Linked DNA regions of Homo sapiens: region 2 is linked to region 1. The links are chromatin loops, found by intact Hi-C in ENCODE. Cell type or tissue: CD14-positive monocyte. All regions are shown on one strand. Each heading gives the region's core, and the rest is flanking DNA. Links, peaks and the distances in the headings are about the cores only.

The links. Peaks named below come from ENCODE experiments on the same cell type or tissue, not always from the same donor. Only the 100,000 strongest peaks of a DNase experiment are listed, where the experiment ranks them.
Region 2: a loop joins it to region 1, with 2.4 times the contacts of the local background. A loop is called at or near these places in 32 of 110 quality-filtered maps.

What each region holds. Positions count from the first base shown.
Region 1 is chr12:27,429,587-27,440,086 of GRCh38, reverse strand. The region is part of intron 1 of BMAL2-AS1 (BMAL2 antisense RNA 1); the gene reads left to right. It also overlaps a transcript of SMCO2 not described here. Among named protein-coding and RNA genes, the nearest start is that of BMAL2-AS1, 12 kb to the left of the region's middle. RefSeq lists an enhancer at 3,274-3,839. In CD14-positive monocyte, for the core only: CTCF peaks have their summits at 4,654 and 4,854 (motif pointing left); no DNase peak of the experiment used is centred there.
Region 2 is chr12:27,613,760-27,624,259 of GRCh38, reverse strand. The region is part of intron 2 of PPFIBP1 (PPFIB scaffold protein 1); the gene reads right to left. Among named protein-coding and RNA genes, the nearest start is that of REP15, 77 kb to the left of the region's middle. In CD14-positive monocyte, for the core only: no CTCF peak of the experiment used is centred there; a DNase peak (open chromatin) is centred at 4,759.

The DNA.
Region 1 (10,500 bases), core at 3,410-5,909:
GATCTTCACTTTGTCTTTAGCCTTTGGGAATTTGACCATTAAATGCCTTGGGGTAGTTTTATTTGGGTTGAATCTGTTCGGTGTTCTAAGACTTTCCTCTACCTGCACATTTATATCTTTCTCAAGTTTAGGGAAGCTTTTTATCATTATTTCTTTGAACAAGCTTTCTACCTTTTGCTGTTCCTCAGTTTCCTCTTAAACACTAATAATTCTTAGATTTGGTCTTTTGAAGTTTTTTTCTATATCTTGTAGGTGGTCTTTGTTCCTTGTTCTTCTTTTTCTTTTTTCTTCTCTATGTATTTTCAAATGCCAGTCTTCAAGCTCACTGATTCTTTCCTCTGCTTGGTTCATTTTGCTGTTGAGAGCCTCTAGAGTTTTTCAGCTCAGCAAATGTATTTCTCAGTTCCAAGATTTCTGTTTCAGTTTTAAAAAATCATTTCAGTGTCTTTGTTAGATTTCCCTGATAAATTTCTGAATTGTTTTTCTGTGTTATCTTGGAGATCGCTGAGTTTCCTTAAAACTGCTGTTTTGAATTCTTGGTTGGGGAGCTCACAAATTGCCGTCTTGTTAGGGTCAGTCACTGGATTTTTGCTTTGTCTTTTTGGCGAGGTGATGGTTTCCCATTTGCTTTTGTTTCTTGTGAGTATATGTCTACGTCTTTGCATTGAAGGATTAGTTATTCAAGTCACTGCCTCCTTTTCAATTCTAGGTGACCTTAAGCTAAGGTTCAGCTTGCCTATAATAAATGGTTGAAGCACTGCCTGTCCCAAATGGGGAAGGTCCCAAAGGGATTATCCCAGCAGTGTGGGAATGCTGGCTAGGGTTCGTGCCCAGGGGTCCTGGGGAACATACCTCCTAACAGCCACTTTTATCTGGTGTCTCCTTTGGCCAAGTTACAGAGCAGAGTTTCTGGGCTGAAGATGGTAGCCCTGCCTCCCTAATTGTCTCTGCCTATCCTTAGGGATATCTCTCCCATGAAACAGTCCTAATGCTACTTGTGGGTTAAGGCAAGGACAGTTCTCCTGCCAGAAAAACCAAAAAGGTGAGGAAGCTTATTAACCACCTCAATTTCACTTTTCCAGTGCAGAAACCGTAAGTTGGATGGGGATTTTCCATGTGGTTCATGTCTTGCAGAATGGGGTGGAAGGGGTATTGCAGGTGCAGAAGTCTGGTTCTCCTACCACTGTCTAAGAGTTCTTCCATTTCTCTGTGGCCCCAGGAACTGTCTCATCCTCATACTTGAGCTCTGGTTTGTTGCTGGTGAAGATCTCAGTCCTATATATTTGTTTGTTTGTTTTTTTGTGGGGGAAATGGTGGGTGGGTGGGTGGGGGGAGAAGCCAGCTTGCTTCTGTGTGGCCATTTTGGAACTGGAAACTCCAATCTCCTGTATTTGCTAAACTGGCAACTCTAACATGTAAAGGATTGATACAGATAGATGAATGTTTGTTGAATGAATGACTAATGTAGTTGATCAGATGTATAGAGTAAGAAGGAGAGATGAGTGAATGATGTCTTCCAGGTTCCTGGTTTGGAAAATGGGCAAATATCGGTACCCTTCAGAAAAATAAGGACAATAGAGGAAAAGCAGGTTAGGGAAGAAAGGCAAAGTGATGAATTGCACTTTGGACAGGTTGAGGTTAAGTTCTCCCTGGAACATATTAACAGATATGACCAGTAGGCTGTCGGCTGCATTGCTCTGGAGCTAAGGAGAAGATCAGGATGGAATCATAGGTTTGAGAGTTATCATCAATTAATGGTAGTAAAGCTATAGGAGTGGATGAAACCACAGAAAATAAAGCAAGTAGAAAGCAGCCCTAGGATGAAGCCTAAAGGAACTCTGACATTTGAATGGCCAGCGGGTTAAAGGAAAACCAGGAGTGAGATATCACAGAAGCTGAGGGAGGAAGATTCAAGAAAGGGAAGAAGTGGTCTGCAGTGACTAACATTCCAGAGAAATAAATGTTAAAGAACACCAAGAGGTCAGTGGTGACCTTGAAGAGAAGCATTTCAGTGGAGGAGGTGAGACAAGAAGTGAATTGGAGAAGTGAAAGCAGGAAGCCCGGGAGTGTAGGCAAGTCTTATAAAAACCCAACTGTGAAGAGGAGGGTGGTCACTGGAGAAAGACATGGGGCCTAAGGATGATTGTGTTTGTGATCAGAGTAAACAGAGCAGGTTTAAATGCACAAGGGAAGGATTTAGAAAAGAGGGAGATGTTGAAGATACAAAAGAGGGAGACAGACTGAGGTGTTGAGGGGAAATCAGATACAGAGCCCAGGTGAAGGGGTCTTTGGACAAAAGGAGCTCTCTTCCATATTGACAGGAAGTAGGCTGGAGCTGCGCATGCAGGTGAACTGGTAGTTTAGGAAAAGGAAACTGATTTATGGCAGGAGAGCTCTGTGCATAGATTCTTTCCCCTGAAGAACCCCCTTCCCTTTGTGAACTGTTCATGCCAGTTGTACTTATAATATTTAACAATGTGAGCTGAAGGAATCAATTTAAAATAAAATCGAGTGAAATAAAATCAAACTAAATGAAATCTACGCTTTGGGAAAATCCTTTAAAAGGTGAGTTGCTACTTTTTTGGGTCAAAGTAGGTGTGGGCAAAATCAACCATAAAAGTTTGGATTAAAAAAAAAACCCAAAATTGCTTTCACCTGTATTGCTTTACCTAAAAAGTCCAAACTGGACATCGTCAATGATAAATCATTGCCATTATTTTTGCAGAACTCCAATTTATGGACCTTCTCCAAAAGGTGTTGGCTCTAACTCAGATGATTAACAAATGGATGCCCACTATGTTTTGTTTTTGTTTTTTGAGACAAGGTCTTTCTCTGTCACCCAGGCTGGAGTACGGTAGCACCATCATAGCTCACTGTAGCCTCGAACTCCTGGGCTCAAGTGATCCTCCCGCCTCAGCCTCCCAAAGTGCTGGAATTACAGGTGTGAGATAATGCACCCAGCCCCACTTATGTTTTAAGTTAAAATAAAATGTCTACATCATATATATGTTTCTTTTTTGGTGATTTCCTGCTTTAATAAGCCTTTTCAGCTAATGTAACAATGTGTAGTCCCAACCACATCCCATAAGGGGGTTTCTGCTGTACTTTGATGGTGAACATGGCGAAGTGATATGCATAGTCATCTTTTGTAAGGGCAATGTGGTGACATGGAAAGTTTGAAGAGAGTGAAAAAGTCTGAAATTGCTGTTAATAGGGAATGGGCAAGACAACTGGCTTCATAAATATATGTAGCCTTACTGTCATGCCCTATGTATCTATATCTAGCCCATTACCAGGAGGGGCACTATCTTACCACCTTACTCTTAGCTAGCTCACCAGGAACATACCTGGGGGTCAGTGGACGGAGCTTTCCTTTACTTGATCCATCTGGGTCAAGTGGATGGAGTGGATGGAGCATTCCTTTACTTGATCCATCTCATTACTTTTAAATTCATACAGAGTCAACCTTAGCTAGGCACCCGGAAGCTCATTATTTCCCTGACCTCCCTCAGTCTTTCCTTTCTTTTGTTTTCTTCTTTTCGTTTCTTCCTCTTTTCTTTTCTACCCCTCTCCTCTTCTGCTAGACCCATCCTGTGAATGCCCCCACCATGGTCAGGGCTGGAGGAAGGATTGTTCCTGGCTGCATTCTGGCAGGACAAATGTGGATCCATCTGGTTGGTCACTCCTTAGTTTTCCATATGGTTCCCACCCATCCCCTACACTTTCCATTCTCCAAAGTGCAGTATTAATAAGGTAAAACCAAACCAAAACAAAACAGACAAAGCAACCTTTGTGTTGTTAATACTGATGAGCTCCCCACCCAAGGTGAGTGCTGCAGACTGAATGTTTGTGTTTCCTGATTCATATGTTGAAATCCTAACCCCCACTGTGATGGTATTAGGAGGTGGGACATTTGGGAGGTGATTAGGTCATGAGGGTGGAGCCCTTGTGAATGGGATTAGTGCCTTCATAAAAGGGGTCTCAGAGAGCAACCTTTCTCCTTTTCTATCATGTGAGGACACAGCAGGAAGACAGTTGTCTATGAACCAGGAAGTGGAACCTTCATCAGATACTGAATCTGAGAGTATCTTGATTTTAGATGTCTCAGCCTCCAGACTGTGTGAAATAAATGTTTGTTGTTTAAGCAATCTAGTCTATGGTATTTTTGTTATAGCAGCCCAAATGGACTAAGATAGTAGGAATGGAAAAGATAGAAGTGGGTGAAGAGAAACAAGAACCCCACGCTGCCTCACTGAGGCTCATTGGTGGGAGACCATGAATTTATACAGAACTGTGACTTTCTCCAGAGATGCCTGGTATCTCTAGTGTAGAAATGGGGTCACCAGAGAGCTGAACTGACCCAGAGGTGGGAATTTTTGGAGTCACTAGAGCCAAAGATAATGGGGCCAGGAGGTTGAGAACATTGTCAGAGTAAGTGAAGTGATAACCTTGGACCAGTCTGGGTAGGGAAAGAAGAAGAGTGAGAGAGAGAAAGAGAGAGAGAGACAGAGACAGAGAGGAGAGAGATGGGGGATGGGGGGGAGAGAGAGAGAGAGAGAGAGGTAACAAAGCAAAATAGGAATCAGATGAGTGGTGGCATCAATGAAGATAAAGAACAAACAGGAGAATGTTTTTTTCCTGCCCCTTTTGACAGAAAGAAAGGAAAACTACCTCTTTAGAGTTTAGAGTAGGGGTTCTTCATTATGGGGGCGGGGATTTTGCACCCCACCCTCCCAGAGGACATTCAGCCCTGTCTGCAGACATTTTTGGTTGTCACAATTGCCGGGGGGGGGGGGGGGGGGGGTTCTGCTGCCATCTAGTGGATAGAGGCCAGGGATGCAGCTAAACAGCCAACAGTGCACCGGACAGGCTCCCACAGCAAAGAATTATACAGGATGTATAATTAAAGAATTATACAAATGTCAGTAGTGCCAAGGTAGAGAAACCCTGCTCTAGAAAATGTGTCACTGTCATCTGAAAACTGAAGTCATCTGAAACCCTTCAAAATGGGAACATTACCCAGGAGTATAAAACGTGCCTGGCTAGGGAACCCCAGCTTCTCAGCACAGTTTACCCTGCTATGAAAGAGAATGTGAAGGTCTCCAAGAGGACAGGGAGATTTCAGGAGCCCCTTGGAAGGTGGTGGTTGTGAGTGGAACCTTCCATGGCCTGGTAGCAGGTGCCGCCTCGTGTAGCAGACAGCTTCCTACAGACACTCCCTCAGTCACTGCAGCTGCCCATGGTGTGGGACACCCCTTCCATCTCTAGAGCAAACATGCCCTCTTATTTGACTTACAGTACCCCCTTCCCTTAAAATGTCCTCTATTTATATAAGTTTGGACTATTTCCATAGCTGGGGAATGGCTACCTTATTTTCTCCTTAAGCTGCCACAGATATTACTAGTCAACTTTGCAGTATTTTTTTCTTCTTGTTTTTTTAAATAAACTAATTGTCTAAATCCAGTGATAAAAAAGAATGGATCTTTTTCAGTTGGTTTGTTTTCCTGAAACATATCTTCTTTTTGTGTTCTAAAGATACATAGACAACTTCTGTACTCAATTTTGCTACAGAAGGAGGGTCATTGTTTGACAGCTCATTAGATGTTATATTTGGAAAGCTGTCTCTGTATTTTGCTCTTCAAATGTGGGGAAATTCTATTATTACTAAGATCACAAAGAATAAGAAGCCTCAACAAGTCTAGATAAAATGGACCAAGCTAATACCAGACACAAAGCAAGCAATAGTTCTCTAACAGTAGCGTGTCTCGGAATCACGTAGAGGGCCTATTACATGTTTCTGGGCCCCATATTCAGAGTTTCTGATTCAGTGGGCTCAGGTGGGGCGCAGGAATTTGCATTCCTGACAAGCTCCCAGGTGACACTAATGTTATCAGTCTCAGGACCACATATTAGGAACCACTGTAGATTCCAACATTTATTTTTGATGGATTCTGTTTTGGCGCTAGGTTATGTTTCAGAAAGCAGCTCTTTATTTTTCAGAACCACATAGCATGTTACTCTCTAATGGTTGTTCTTGTGGCCACACATCTGAGGTTGGAAAACATTAAGCTTTAAGATGTTTTGCACAGGGAGGTGGGAGTTGCAGTGAGCTGAGATGGCACCACCGCACTCCAGCCTGGGTGACAGAGCCAGACCATGTCTCCAAAAAATGTTTTGCAATCTTGCACGTTCAGGGCAACTGTTGGTATGATTTTTAATAACTTTGCTTATTTTCTATGACCTCTTGAGAAGAAATATTTTAATAATAAATGCTCACCAAAACTGTATCTATGTAAACACATAATCTAGAGTTAAAGGAAGAACGGCCTCTAGGCAGTAGGCCTAAGCAGCCATGATTCCTCATTTGTGTAAAACACCAGCTAGATATCCAATTAATAATGACTTCATTCCTTTTGTGGCTTAGTTTTTCAATATTTTTAATAATTATAGTTTAAAATAATCACTAAAAGTTGGGTAGAGTTTTAGAATTTCCTTTCTCCTGACACTTTTGCAATGTTCATTCCTGGTTGAGAATATGATATATGTGTGTGTGTGTGTGTGTGTGTGTGTGTGTGTGTGTATACACATCTGCATCTGCCCATGGTGTGGGACATCCCATCTCTAGAGCAGATGCCCTCTTATTTGACTTAGAGGTAGCCCCCTCCCTTAAGATGTCCTCTTTCTATTTATATAAGTTTGGATTGTTTCCATAGCTGAGGAATGACTACATTGTTTTCTCCTTAAGCTGCCACAGATAATATTAGTCAACTTTGCAGCTGTACTCTTATGCTGTTAATTTTTCCTTCTTGTTTTGTTAGCGACCAATCCTCTAAATCTAGTGATAAAAGAGAATGGATCTTTTTTAGCTGCTTTGTATTCCTGAAAATGCTAGCATACACACACACACACGTCTATATGTGTGTACGTGTATGTTTATTTTTTTCCTGTTTTTTAACCTTTAAAAATTATACATTTTTGTGGAGACCAAATTCCACAAGATAGTTACGATGTAGAATAAAGTTGACTAACATTTTCCAGAGAACTGACACCAATGTTATAAATGGCCATTCTGTAGCAAATACTGGAGAACTGCTTCAATAATACTATTTCATACAAATCTAATTTCATAGTATTTTAATAGAAACAATATAACAAAAATGGTTCTGTGGACAAATCAATATAAAAAATGAGGATTAATCAGTGAAAGAATTTGTCTGGGAGGATTTCTCAATGAGTTTAATATGCTTGTAATCATTGTGAATCTGCAGCTATGACTGTTTTTCAACGTGACATGTTTGGAGAATTCTGCTTTAATGAATATGCTTTTGGAAGTGTTTTTGAAGACATAATGACAAATAGATTTCATGTCATGTGTCACCTCAGTTGATCATGAATGGTTGCCTGGAGCTCTGTGTTGAAAAGGGTTCTGAAGCCCACTTTGGGTTCAACAAGAAAAACGTGATATTTCTTTAGCTGCACCTGCTGGAGATGTAGAGAGGATATGGTACAAATGCTATCCCTCTTTTAAATATGAACAGGGATGGTTCTTTTTTTCTGTCTCCCATTTCTTCTTATATAGTTGTATAAATTAGCCTCTCATATTTACAATGCTGAACTGAGTAATGATTTACAAATACAATTTTCATACTACATATTTCAAGAAATTTCCTAAGGTTTTCAAAATGTATTTCATGGCATTTGTTAAAAGTTTCTAATGTATTTTTTTTCCAAAATAAGTACGACACGTGCTTCAGCAACTGAGATGGAAATAGACACCAAAAGCACAAGCAACAAAAGCAAAAATAGACAAGTAGGACTGCATCAAACTTAAAAGCTTCTGCACATCAAAGGAAACAATAAGTGGAGTGAAAAAACAACCTATGGAATGTGAGAAAATATTTGCAAATCATGTATCTGATAGGGTGTTAACATCCAGAATATATTTTTAAAAACTCCTACAACTCAACAAAAAAACCAAATAACTTGATTTAAAAATGCGCAGAGGACAGAAGATATACAAATGGCCAACAAACATCGAAAAGACACCCAACAACACTAATCATTAGAGAAATGCAAATCAAAACCACAATGAGATATCACTGCACACCCATTAGGATGGCTACTATCCAATAAACAGAATAATAGGAGTATAACAAGAGTTATAATAAGAGTTGGCAAGGATGTGGAGAAACTGGAACCCTTATGCACTGGTGATTGCAATGTAAAATGGTACAACCACTACGGAAAACAGTTTGGAGATTTCTTACCTTAAAAAAAAGAAAAAGAAAATGGAATTATCATATGATCCAGCAATCCCACTTCTGGGTATATGTCCAAAGAATTGAAAGTAGGATCTTGAAGAGATATTTGCACACCCATGCTCCTGGCAGCATTATTCATAATAGCTAAGAGGTAGAAGTAACCTAAATGTACTTCAATGGACGGATGGATTTTTTTAAAATGTGATCTACAATGGAATATTATGCAGCCTCAAAAAAGAAGGAAATTCTGTCACATGGTACAACATGGAAGAACATTGAGGCTATGATGCTAAGAGAAATCCAGTCACAAAAAGACAAATACTTCATGTATTTGTATTTAAAGTATTCGATCTTTAGAAACAAAGCAGAACAGTGGTTGCCAGTGGCTGAGGAGAAGAGGAAATGGTATGGAGTTTCAGTTTTGCAAGATGAAAACATTCTAGAGATCTGTTGCAAAACAACATGACTACAGTTAACCACTAAATGTGTGGTTCAGTAGTGTTAAGGTAGTAAATTGAGGCCAGGTGCAGTAGCTCATGCCTGTAATCCGAGCACTTTGGGAAGTCGGATCACTTGAGATCAAGAGTTCAAGACCAGCCTGGCCAACATGGCGAAAACCCATCTCTACTAAAAATTTAAAAAATTAGCCAGGCATGATGGTGCACACCTGTAATCCCAGCTACTAGGGAGGCTGAGGCAGGAGAATGGCTTGAACCCAGGAGGCGGAGGTTGCAGTAAGCTGAGATCGCACCACTGCACTCCAGTCTGGGGCAACAGAGCTGTCTTAAAAAAAAAAAAGATAGTAAATTTCATGTGTTTTTTCATAACTAAATATCTTTTGTAAAAGAAATTGCTGTGCTTTGAGTTCAGGGGGTTAGGGTCCCCGAGAGCACACAATAAATCAAAGGTTTATCAAAATCACAGTTGAGAGCATGCATCGAGCTGCTCGGGTCTGGATTCTAACTCCACTGCTTATGAGCGGTGGGGTAACCTTGTTAAGTTACTTAACTCTTAAGCCCCAGTTTGCTTGTGTGTAAAATGGGGGATAATACCAGCATTTATCTTCAGGATTCTTAGGAGGCTTACATTAATACGTGTAATAGGCTTAGGAACTGTGCCAGCCACGGTAAGTATTTAATAAAGGTTCGATTTTATTCTTATTCCCTCAAAATTTCAACAACGCAAGAGAATTCAGATTGTAGCATTGGGCAGATGGTTCCAAGAATAAACATGTTGGAATTAGATTTCTGTATATAACAAAAGTTTAAAGGAATGCTAACACAGCCAAACTGTTTCTGAAAGTTTGGTTCTAACACAGTGGAACCTCCTGGGTTCGAGCAATTCTCCTGCCTCATTGATGGGTAGTCTGATAAATTAAAAACTTTAAAAGGAAATGTTAAAGTCAGAAAAAGCCACTATTCCCTCTGTTTTCTTATATTTTATAAACAAAATATATAGAACTATATTTTATAGTTTGAACACTTTTCAGAAAATAAGAGAAGAAAAAGTGATATACTATCACATAATGGAAAGATCAGTATCAAACTCTACTGTGTTTATTAACTTAAACAGCTTGGTACTGGTGAAAGAACAGACAATCACATTAATTCAACTCCCTGCCCACCACCACCATTACTTCATTTCAAAACGAGTACCAGAATATACAAGAACTTAATCGATGGTAATGGCAACATTTCGAATCAGTGGGAAAAGAAAGGACTAGTCATTGAAGAGTTGTGGAGAAAGGGCATAATATTTTGGAAAGAAAAATAGACTCCTGTATCTTATTAGAGGCCAAAATAAACTTCAGCTAGATCAAAGACTTTAGTATAAACTACGAAACCACAGGACACCTAGAAGGAAACTGAGGTGTGTGTTTATTTGATCTTGGGGTGGAGAAGTTTTCCCTCCTAAGCATAACAACAAAGAAATTAGGCAAGAAATATCAACATATTTAACCACATAAAATTAACTCTGGAAAGAATGCTGAATGCAAACTGTTTTTTATGGCAATTGGGCAATTTTGATTTGGCAATTGCACTCCAAGAAATTCATTCTAAACAACAGGAGAGAGGTGTACAGCATGTGTGTGTCTAGAAGGGATGTTAGCTGTCATATTACCCACAATAGCAAAACTTTCCGACATCCTAAATGCTTCATAATAAAGAAATATTTAAATGAATTGTTGACTTCCTATTCTATACTCATTCTGGGCCATTCATGAAGTGACAATAAAAGT
Region 2 (10,500 bases), core at 3,394-5,893, 180 kb before region 1:
AAGCCATATTGTTCCCACATATGCCTCTCACTCATTTGGTAGTTTCTAATCCAAACCATAAACTATGTACAGGACTGCCGGCCTCCCACCATACTGCAAAGACATGCCCTCCTTAGAAGACACTTCTGCCCTCTCACCTCTGTGCCATGACATGCACTGATCCCCCTACTGCTTGGACCCTCTTCTTTGTCCTGGGACACATGTTTTTCAAGGTGGGTCATGCATTCTTTCCTCCAAGGCCAGCCTGACCGCCACCTCCATGACAGCCCTGATTTTACAGTGATTGTCTCCTGGATGAAGCTGTGTGCTCCTTGAAAACAGACTGTATTTCTGCTATCTGCTCCGCATCTTCTAGTGTGGTGGACACCAAATGCTTGCTGTGTGCAGCTATGACTCAGTGGCTCCGCAAACACACACACACTCTGATGTCTTAAGTATCCTGGCTCCCATATGCCCTGTTTTGGCTGATAATATCACCTTCCTCTTAGCTGCATAAGCCAGAAAACTACATCTTGACCTTTACTTGTTTTTTTGTTTGTTTTGTTTTTTTTGAGACAAGGTCTTGGCTCTGTCACACAGGATGGAGTGCAGTGGCATGATCGCGGCTCACTGCAGCCTTGACCTTCTGGGCTCAAGTGATCCTCCCACCTCAGCCTCCCCACTAGCTGGGACCACAGGTGGGTGCGACCATACTCAGCTGATTTTTAAAATTTTTATTTTTAGTAGAGGCCAGGTCTCGCTATATAGCTCAGGCTGGTCTCACACTCCTGAGCTCAAGCAATCCTTTCCCCCTTGGCTTCCCAAAGTGCTGGGGTTACAGATGTGAGACACTGCACCGAGCCATGACCTTAAATTTTAAGATACATTTAGATAAATGCGATCATTATTATTAGCCTTGCTATCCACAATCTTAAAAACTGAAATTTCATGCTCTTTGAGATGTAGGCGAATCAAATTCATTGTACTATTTTGGAATGACATTATTCCTAAGAGTTTGCAAACTTAGTCCCCAGTATTATGGAGGAGTATCAGCGGGTCTGTTTCAACTTGTTATTGCTCTACCCACTCTAACTCTAACCTCATTCTTCCCTTCTTTTTAACTCTTTAAAACCTGGAGACTCATCTATCTCTATTTTCCTTCACAGGCCTACCAACCTAATGTATGCAGGCTACATGGACTGCTTCCTAGATATAAGCAGTTCTGGGATATGTATACCCATAGGAAGACAGGAGTGAGCAACAGCTACTCAAAGTTGTGAAGAAGAAAAGAATAATAAATTCCTATACATGAGCACCTTCTAAAGGAATGTTTTATAAACCATGGGTCACGACTCCTAAAATTAGAATGTACTGAAATAGAATTATTAGACTAAAATCAGTATTTCTTTTTATTAAATAGACAACAAAAGGCTATTTCATCAGGAGTAAAGGTTAAGCATTATCGTGTGAAAATTTTGATTTGATTATTCAGACACACACATACACACACACATACCTGCAACAAATATTGATTGAGGGCCTCCTATGCGCCAGGTATTAGACGCAGAACAGTGAAAAAGACCAAGAAAAGCGAAGCTCTGCCCTTAGGGGGCTGACATTCCAGTGGTTTCAGAGTATGTGCGTGTGTGTGTCTGCACAGGTGTCTACACATTCATGTGTTTTACAGCCTACGAATGCATACTTTATACTGGGTTAAAAACGTTTGAAAACCACTGGAGTGAAAACCACTGAAGTGGCATTGCTTAGAATATGGTCTGTGGACTGGAGCTGGTGCACAAACTGTTACCGGTCTACTGTAAGTACAGAAATTGAGAATAAATGTTTTAAAAATTACATCGCAACTTGGCCTTGCTGTGATATCCAATTATGTGATAATTCTGCTGGCAACTCAATTTTCTTTTTAAATTGAATTTTAGAAAATGAATCAATTCATGATGGAAAAACAAAATGGTCTTTCCCAAGAGATGGTTTGAGCAGCACTGCTCTGGGGGGGCAAACTGGCCAGGTGTCTTGGGAGTAGGTTACATCACACTCTGATTGGAAACTGCAGCCCTGGACCACAGCTGTAAAAAGGTGCAACACAGGGAGCAAGAAAACCCCAACAAATGGGGAGGATGGTCCAGGTCTGTTCTCTTTCCACACATATAAAATGATGAAGACAATTAAACGGCAAGTGGAAAACTGTTAGCACCGACAATAAGGATGGGCTGCTAAGTTCAGAAGAGGTGACACAAAAACCATTTCTGGTTGCGTCAAATTCACATCAGTTGCAGTCACGTAGTTGGACTGCTTATATGTCTAATCACAATGGATCATATCAGCAAAATGAGTCTAATTTCAGGTCTGCTTTAATTACAACAATAAAAGCTATATATTTTGTGTTAAAGTTTCAGTTTGTCACATGGTCAAAAACTCACTGCATTAAAAAGCTGCAAGAACTTGTGAGCACATAAAATCGATTGGGAAGAGTGGTAAAAACTGTGGGCAAGGAAACAGTTTTGTGGAGGAATAAGTTTTTATAAATAATCTTATAAACTCAACAGTTTGTCTTGTAGGTAATTTCTGTTGGTTTCTATTCCAACTGGGTGTCAGTTACACTCTTGGCCATACAGTAAGAGGAATGCCAACACTGCTTGTTCCTTTATAGCATACGTGCTCCTGGCCAGAATTACCAGTTTTCGGCTGTGGGAGAAGAGAAATGAAAACCAGAGCCCTGAAACTTCAAAATATATTCTTAACATTGTTATTTCCTATTACAATATTAAGAGACATATGGAAAATTTGTACAATTAACGAATACTGAGCCAAATACTAAGGGGTAATGTAATGCTTTTCAAATTATTCATATTTCAGTTCTGAGTGAATAGCACTAATTGCTGGCTGAAGGGAGGAGTAATGAGAAGGAGGAAAGTAAAGCCAAAAATTATTCCCCAACCCAGGAGTTGGCAAACTATGACCTATGGTCAAATCTAGCCCACTGCCTGTTTTTATAAAGTTTCTTTGGAACACAGTCACATTCATTCGTTTACGTATCATCTATGGTGGCTTTCATGCCACAACAGCAAAGTTGAGTAGTTGTAACTCACGAAGCCTAAAATATTTACTATCTGGCTCTTTGCAGAAAATGTTTCCAGCCCCTTCCCTAACCTACCTTATCCTACAGCCTCCTGAAAGTGCACAGACTCTTCTCTCATTCACCCATTGATTACACAATATTTATTAAGTACCTACTGCATATCAGGCACTATTCTAAGTGATGAAGGTACAGTAGTGAAGAAAAAGAAAGAAAATAGAAGAGGAAAAAAAGTAAAAAGTTGTTGCTCTGATGGCGCATACATTGTAACGGCAAGAAACCACAAAAAATAAACAGTTTAAATATATAGCAGGTGAGAAGGTGATTGATAAGTGTTATGGGAAAAATAACGAAGCAAGCAAGAGGAATAACATTAACATTAGCTTACTCTGTACCGGGCACTGTTTTTAGTGCTTTTCATATATCAATTCAATTAATCCTTACAATAACCCTAAGGACACAATACTTATCCCCACTTTATTGGTGATCAAACTGAGGCACAGAAAGTGATCAAACTGAGGCACCAAGTCACACAGCTAGAAAATGATGTGAAGTCAGACAGTCTGGCAGCAGAGCGCATCCTCTTAATTATATACCGTGCCAGCTCTTTGTGCAGAAAGGGAATGGCAGGCACTTAAAAGTTTTGATCAGATAATCATGGAAGGCCCCACTGATAAAGTGACATTGATTAAAACCTTGAAGAAAGTGAAGGGAGAAAGTCACAGAAATATCTGAGAAGAGCTTCCAGGGAGAAACAACAGTAAATGCAAAGGCCCCTAGAAGGGAGAGCTTCATGTAGTTGATGTTTGAGGTTAGTGGGCCGGAAGCTGGTGAGCCAGAGGGTTAGTAGGGAATGTGGTCCCAGAGGCACAGAAGGCGTGGTGGGAGTGGTGGGGTAGTGGAATCTGGGGCCTCCATGGCAGCCAGGCTTTGACTTCAATTGAGCATGGAGATGGAAGGCCACTGGAGGGTTCTGAGCCAAGGAATGACATGATCTGATTTCTGTTTTAAGAAGTATCCTTCCTAAGAACACACTGCAGGGGTGACAGAGGTAGAAGCAAGAACAGTCAGAAAACAACTGCAACAATTCAGATGAGAGGTGTTCTATTGGTGGCTCGGGTCAGGGTGTGAGCAGTAGAGATGGTGATGGGACACTAGCTATGTATGTATGTGTGAATACACACATAGTAAATATGTGCGTGTATATATATGTAAATATATATATAAAATGTATGTATGTGTGAATACACATATAGTAAATATATATGTATATATATAAACGCATATTGCTATATATTCTGAATACAAAATGTATATTACTATACATATTAGGATGCATTACACATATGAATTAAGTTATAATTTAGAGAGTGAAATGCACAGATCTTTACTGCACAGTTTGATGTGTTCTGACAAATACATACACCTATGTAACATACCCCTAACAAAGACAGCAACGTTTCTATTGCCCTGTGTATATTTTTGATGTAAATGCCAACAGAACTGGATATAGCATTTGGGAGAAAGGACAAACTCAAGACTATGGCCTAAGCCATAGGAGGATGGAGTGGCCATTTACTGAGGCAACTAACTGCCCACTCTCAACTTCTGAGTATGACAGCATTTCCCTCATCCATCAAAGGAAGGAAACAGGAGGAACTATAAAAATATCTTCTGGGTGAGTCATTACCCTGTCATCCTTTACACTGAAATTTGATGAAATACAGCCAGCCCTCCATATCTGTGGGTGCATCATCAGTGGATTCAAAGAACTATGAATAGAAAATATTTGAAAAAAAAATGTGTCTGTGACTAAACATTTACAGACTTTTTCTTGTCATTATTCCCTAAACAACACAACAAAGATTTACCTAGCATTTATATTGTATTGGGTGTTATAAGTAATCTAGTGATGATTTAAAGTATACAGGAGGATATTCTTACGTTATAGGCAAATTCGATGCCATTTTATATCAGGGACTTGAGCATCTCTGGATTTTGATATCTGTGGGAGGTCGTGGGACCAACTCCCCGTGGATACCCAGTGACGGCTGTGCCTGGATCTCGTATATAAAAACTGAATGTCATGGCAGAATACTCAAGGAAGATTACCGCATCATCAAGTACTCCTATAGCACTTGTCTCTCCCCACACCCATTCTCTCTCAGCCTCTGTTACCAAGTACCATATGGAACCACTGGTTATCTCTAATAGATGTTATACTTGGCTAAGGAAAAAGTGTATCTCTGGCAAGCAGCCTCACTTAACCAGGTCCTTGGAATGTTGTCTCTACTAGATCGAGCTTTTTAAGGACTAAAGACCCACTCTTAAAATTTCTCTATCAAGTCTATGGCAATGAAAAGAGGCAGATTCTGTAAAATATTTTGAAGAGATTTATTCTGAGCCAAACATGAGTGACCAACAGCCTGTGACACAGCCCTCAGGAGATCCTGAGAACATGTGCCCAAGGTGGTCAGGCTACAACTTGCTTTTATACATTTTAGGGAGACGTGAGGCATCAATTGATACATGTAAGATCTACATTGGTTCAGTCCAGAAAGGGAGCACAATTTGGGGGAGGGAGGTTGGTTAGTTCCAGATTATAGGTAGATTCAATGAATTTCTGATTGGCAATTGGTTGAAAAAGTTGTTATTATCTAAAGACTTACTATCAATAGAAAGGGATGTCTGGGTTAAGATGAGGGGTTGTGGAGACCAAGGTTTTATCATGCAGATAAAGCCTCCAGGTAGGAAGCTTCAGAGAATAGATTGTCAATGTTTCTTATCAGACTTTAAAAGATTATTCTATCAGTAATTCCAAAAAGGAAGAGGGAATAATGAGTCATGTTGGGCTCCCCCTTCCCATCACGGCCTAAACTAGTTTTTCGGGTTAACTTTGGAATGCCCTTGGCCGAGAGGAGGGGTCCATTCAGGTGGTTGGAATTTTATTTTTGGTTTACACTTACCATGGTGATCATGAAATAAATAACAACTATTTGTATCCATCAAAACAAAACTATTCCTTTATCATCACCAAACATGCTTTGCAGTACTGCATAGGAAAGAATAGAATATTAATGGACTTGTTAGACTCTGACTCTTTCATGTCTTAGAGAATCAACTTAGATTTTGTTTTCATTTCAATAAAAGTTCTGACAACCCGTAACTTTCAGGAGAGAGGGAATGAGGGAGGCAGAGAAGCAGAAGAGAGTAAATGTGTTGAGTTGTCTTGACAGGAACTTGAAAACTTGCTTTTACCACAGCTACATGTTGAATGACGTGGGCAGGACTACTAAATGATCAATATAGTCAGGATTTTCCATATTTTACTATGTCTCATAGGACTAGTGCTCCAAAGTGACATGAATAAATTTATACATTTACTCATATACATACATATATATAGTCAGCCCTCTGTATCCATGAATTTCATATCTATGAATTTAACCAACCACAGATTTAAAATATTCAAATAAAAAAAGAAATTTAAAAATACAGTAGAGCAACTATTTATATAGCATTTGCATTGTAGTAGGTATTCTAAGTAATATAGAGATGATTTAACATATACGGGAGGATGTGTGAAGGTTATAGGCAAATACTACATCATTTCATATAAGGAACTTGAGCCGCTATGGATTTTTGGGATCCTCAGGAGATCCTAGAACCAATCCTCCATGGATACCAAGGGACAATTGTACTTTATTCACAAAGTATTTCTCATTTACCTACCATGTACCAGAAACTGATCTAGGAACTGAGGAGCTTCCATTTGATTGACCGTCTCCAATTCTGTATTTGCTTCCAATTAAGTCCATCTTGTGGACCAGGTGAAGGGATCCCACCTGCCAAGAGACATACCTTTTCCCTAGCTAAGTACAGCATCTGCCTTATTTTTAAGTGGCACCTCGAAACTTGAGTATTCTAAGTGATCGGGGTATACATTCTACTTAATGGGGTGTTTATTTGAGCCTAAAAACAAGGCTGCGGAACAACATACTTTTCAAATTTTTGGTATTTATGCCACCTCTATTGGATGTCTTTGAATTATCTTCATATAAGGATGCTTCAATTCCTGCCCTCCGTTAAAGAATAATAGAGTGTTAAAAATTTATTTTTCCACATGAAACATCTTGCTGCCTCTTGATTTAGCTGTACCAAGCACAGCCAGAGGAAGTTGAGTTGGCTCCACTTCAAATGCCTGCTGTCTAATCTTGACTGGGCACTTAATGTTACTCAAGAATCCTTTTATCCATCATTAGTTCCCTCCCTGTCACATTTCTCATAATGGCTGTCTCTAAAAATTCCTATAAAACTCTCCCCTAACCTGTTCCTATTCCTCCAACACTTAATCTCAGCAGATTACTCCAGATCCCCCCACACTGAGAATCTCAAAGCCAATCCTGGGGAACCCTCTATCTAAAGCTCCTTTGTAGACTTGCTTGTCTGTTCTTGGCCCCTGGCCTTCCATCACAGGAAGAGTCTCCGCCCTTTTATTCTTGATCTCATGCCAAGCTTTCAGACAATTATTCCTTCACTCTTTTACATCTTCAATCTCTTCCATTCCTCTGTTTCGTTCTGCTAAACTAAGAAATATGTTGAAAACCTTCTGGATCTAAAAATCCCAGCCCCAAACAAACAAAAAACACTCCCAGACACTTCCCTCACCCTTCCTGTGTTACGATCCAGTGCTTACTCTCCACAATGATGCCCTTGGAATGAGTAGTCACACAGTCTGCTCCACGGTCCCCTCCAATCTGGCTGCCACCTGAACATCACCCCCAAAATGCCATCAAAGATCATCATCTCTTGAAGAGATTACAGGGCTACAAAGTAGAAGAGGAGGGATTCAAACAGAACCAAAAAAAAAAAAAAATCTGCAAACAACCTAAATGTCCACCAGTGGGGTTCTCAAAATATACTGATAAAACTGAGTTCTGGAAATTTTGGGAAGAAAGCACAAAAACAGCCAGATTTTTAAAGAAAAATATCTCTCATGCCCTATGTATTATGCTTGAAAACAATGCAGATGGGGTATAAAAAGGAAAGGAGGGAAAAGAGGAGGGAGGAAGGCAGAGAGGGAAAAGAATTGAGAACGGAAAAAAGAAAACAATAACAACTAATATTTATTAAGTGCTTAGTAAGTACCCAAGCGATTTAGAACAAACATACTATTATTCCCTTTTTATAGAAGAGGAAAATGAGGCATGGAAACATTTAAATGTCTCCCCCAAATTGCCACTTTCATGCAAACTTTGCCTTTATCCGCCAGATGACTAGTGATATCTGAGTTATCCTGGGACAATTCTTTTGGGGGAGGGCTTGGGTCTCAGCTGAGGCCACCAGGATGGCTGAGGGCAGTCACCAGCAGGGATTGGAGTGTGGCTGGTCCCTGACCCTGCCCTGTGGACACCATTTTCTTCCCTCTACTCTGCCTCTTTTGTGGAAAATGATACCACTGGGAGTTATGAGATGTTACAGAGCATATTGCTCAAACAAATTTTCCAGGCTTCATTTTCCTTGTTTGTAAAATGAGATTAAACCAGATAAATGTAATCCTTTTTCCACATCTATAACCCAAGATTATTACTGTGAAGTTGGAACTAGATGAATCATTACCTTATTATAGACTATGCCTATAAGCAAGTACAGGAATATTTGACTCAACTTTTAAGTGATTGCTTTGTGCTAGTAAATACCATAAATTCCTCCTTGAGGAAACACAGGCACATCCACTTAGTCCCTTTTTATCTTGGAATCCAACACAAATTGGTCTTGAATTCCACCCACCCCTCTGTTGGGTGTGGACATGCATTTTGCATGCATGATTATGGTCTTTTTGATGTTACCCTTTGTTTGTTCTCTTCTACTATTATACAACAAAACACAAAGTTGGAGTGCCATTTTTTAACGTCTTAACATCCTACTGAAAACATGCGACACGGGAATTTTCCAAATAACTTGTATAATTTCCTGGATTTTGTAAAGGGAGTTAAAGCTGGATAATAGGATCTTAAGAGATATACACTCTGCTGAGGCTTTCGGGGTCTAAAGAGTGGCAATAAATATGGTGAGCAGCCCAAGCTCAGAACCCCCATGGTGTCAAACCTTCCTAGGATCTGCCTGCAGGAACTATAGTTTTCTGTGGCTGGATCTCCTATTCATGATTCATTCATTGGGTTAATGAACCAAATCAAGAAGTGTTTCTCAGATAGCCAACTTACAACTAGAAGGCATTAATACCAGCAAATACCACCAGTTGCTTCTTTTAGTTAGCATGGAATTTTTCTGTTTCATTAATTAATTAATAGCAATTGTCATTTTGAAGTTGTGGAAAATAAATCACCCTAACATTTATTTCAATATAAATGCAAGAATCTTTGATTCCGGTTATATAACAATTCTTTGTTGACGTAAAACCTGTCATAGCTTATTTTTTTTATTGAAAAAATTCCTCCCAAAGGAAAGCTCTATTGCATTGCAGGCTGTCCTTTCTTTTTCTGCCTGTTTGAAAATAGCACCTGACAGAGAATGAGTAGAAAAATCTGCAGACCGGCTCTCTCTGCCTATACCCATCCCTGACAACTGGCCCATTAGTAGCTTAGGAGTCTGGCAGTAAAAGGAGGTCTGTTCTAAAAGCTAAGCAGAACCATGAACATACTCCAGGACTCCTTTGTACATGCTGAGGCTAGCATCACTATTCAGGAGCTCACCAAGTTTTTCTTAATTTGCTGAAGGCCTCAATGTGTAAGCAAAAAGTTAAAGAAGTCGTGGGCTGGGAGGTCTTTTATTCTCTTTTTTTTAAATACAGAGTCTTGCTCTGTCACTCAGGCTGGAGTGCGGTGGCCCAATCACGCACGGCTCACTGCAGCCTCAACCTCCTGGGCTTAAGTGATCTTCCTGCCTCAGCTTCCCAAGTAGCTGGAATCACAGGTATGTACCACTACACTTGGCTAATTTATTTTATTTTTGGTAGAGACAAGGTCTCCCTGTGTTGCCCAGGCTGGTCTTGAACTTGTGGGCTCCAGTGATTCTCCCGTCTCAGCCTCCAAAAGTGCTGGGATTACAGGCATGAGCCACCATGCTTGGCCAAGGATGTCTTAATATAGTGATGAGAGGGGAAACTAACAGCTGCCAGGGACAAATGTCTGCTAAAACCATTTTACCAGGAGATAGGAAGAGAGATTAGTCCTAGAGTAGCCACCCTGACTATTCTGGACCTGGGGTGTGGAGTCCGAGGAGCAGTGCTGTATGGACGTGTGTGGGGAAGGCAAGGTCATTGTCTTCCCAAACGATGGAAATGGGAGCTATTTGATTGTGATCTACCCCAAGAAGAGAGGAGGTGAAACTAAACACAAGAAAGTCCCTCGTGCTGGAGAGCTAGCTCACAGGACTGACATCAAGGGCCAAAGAACTACTGAACTATT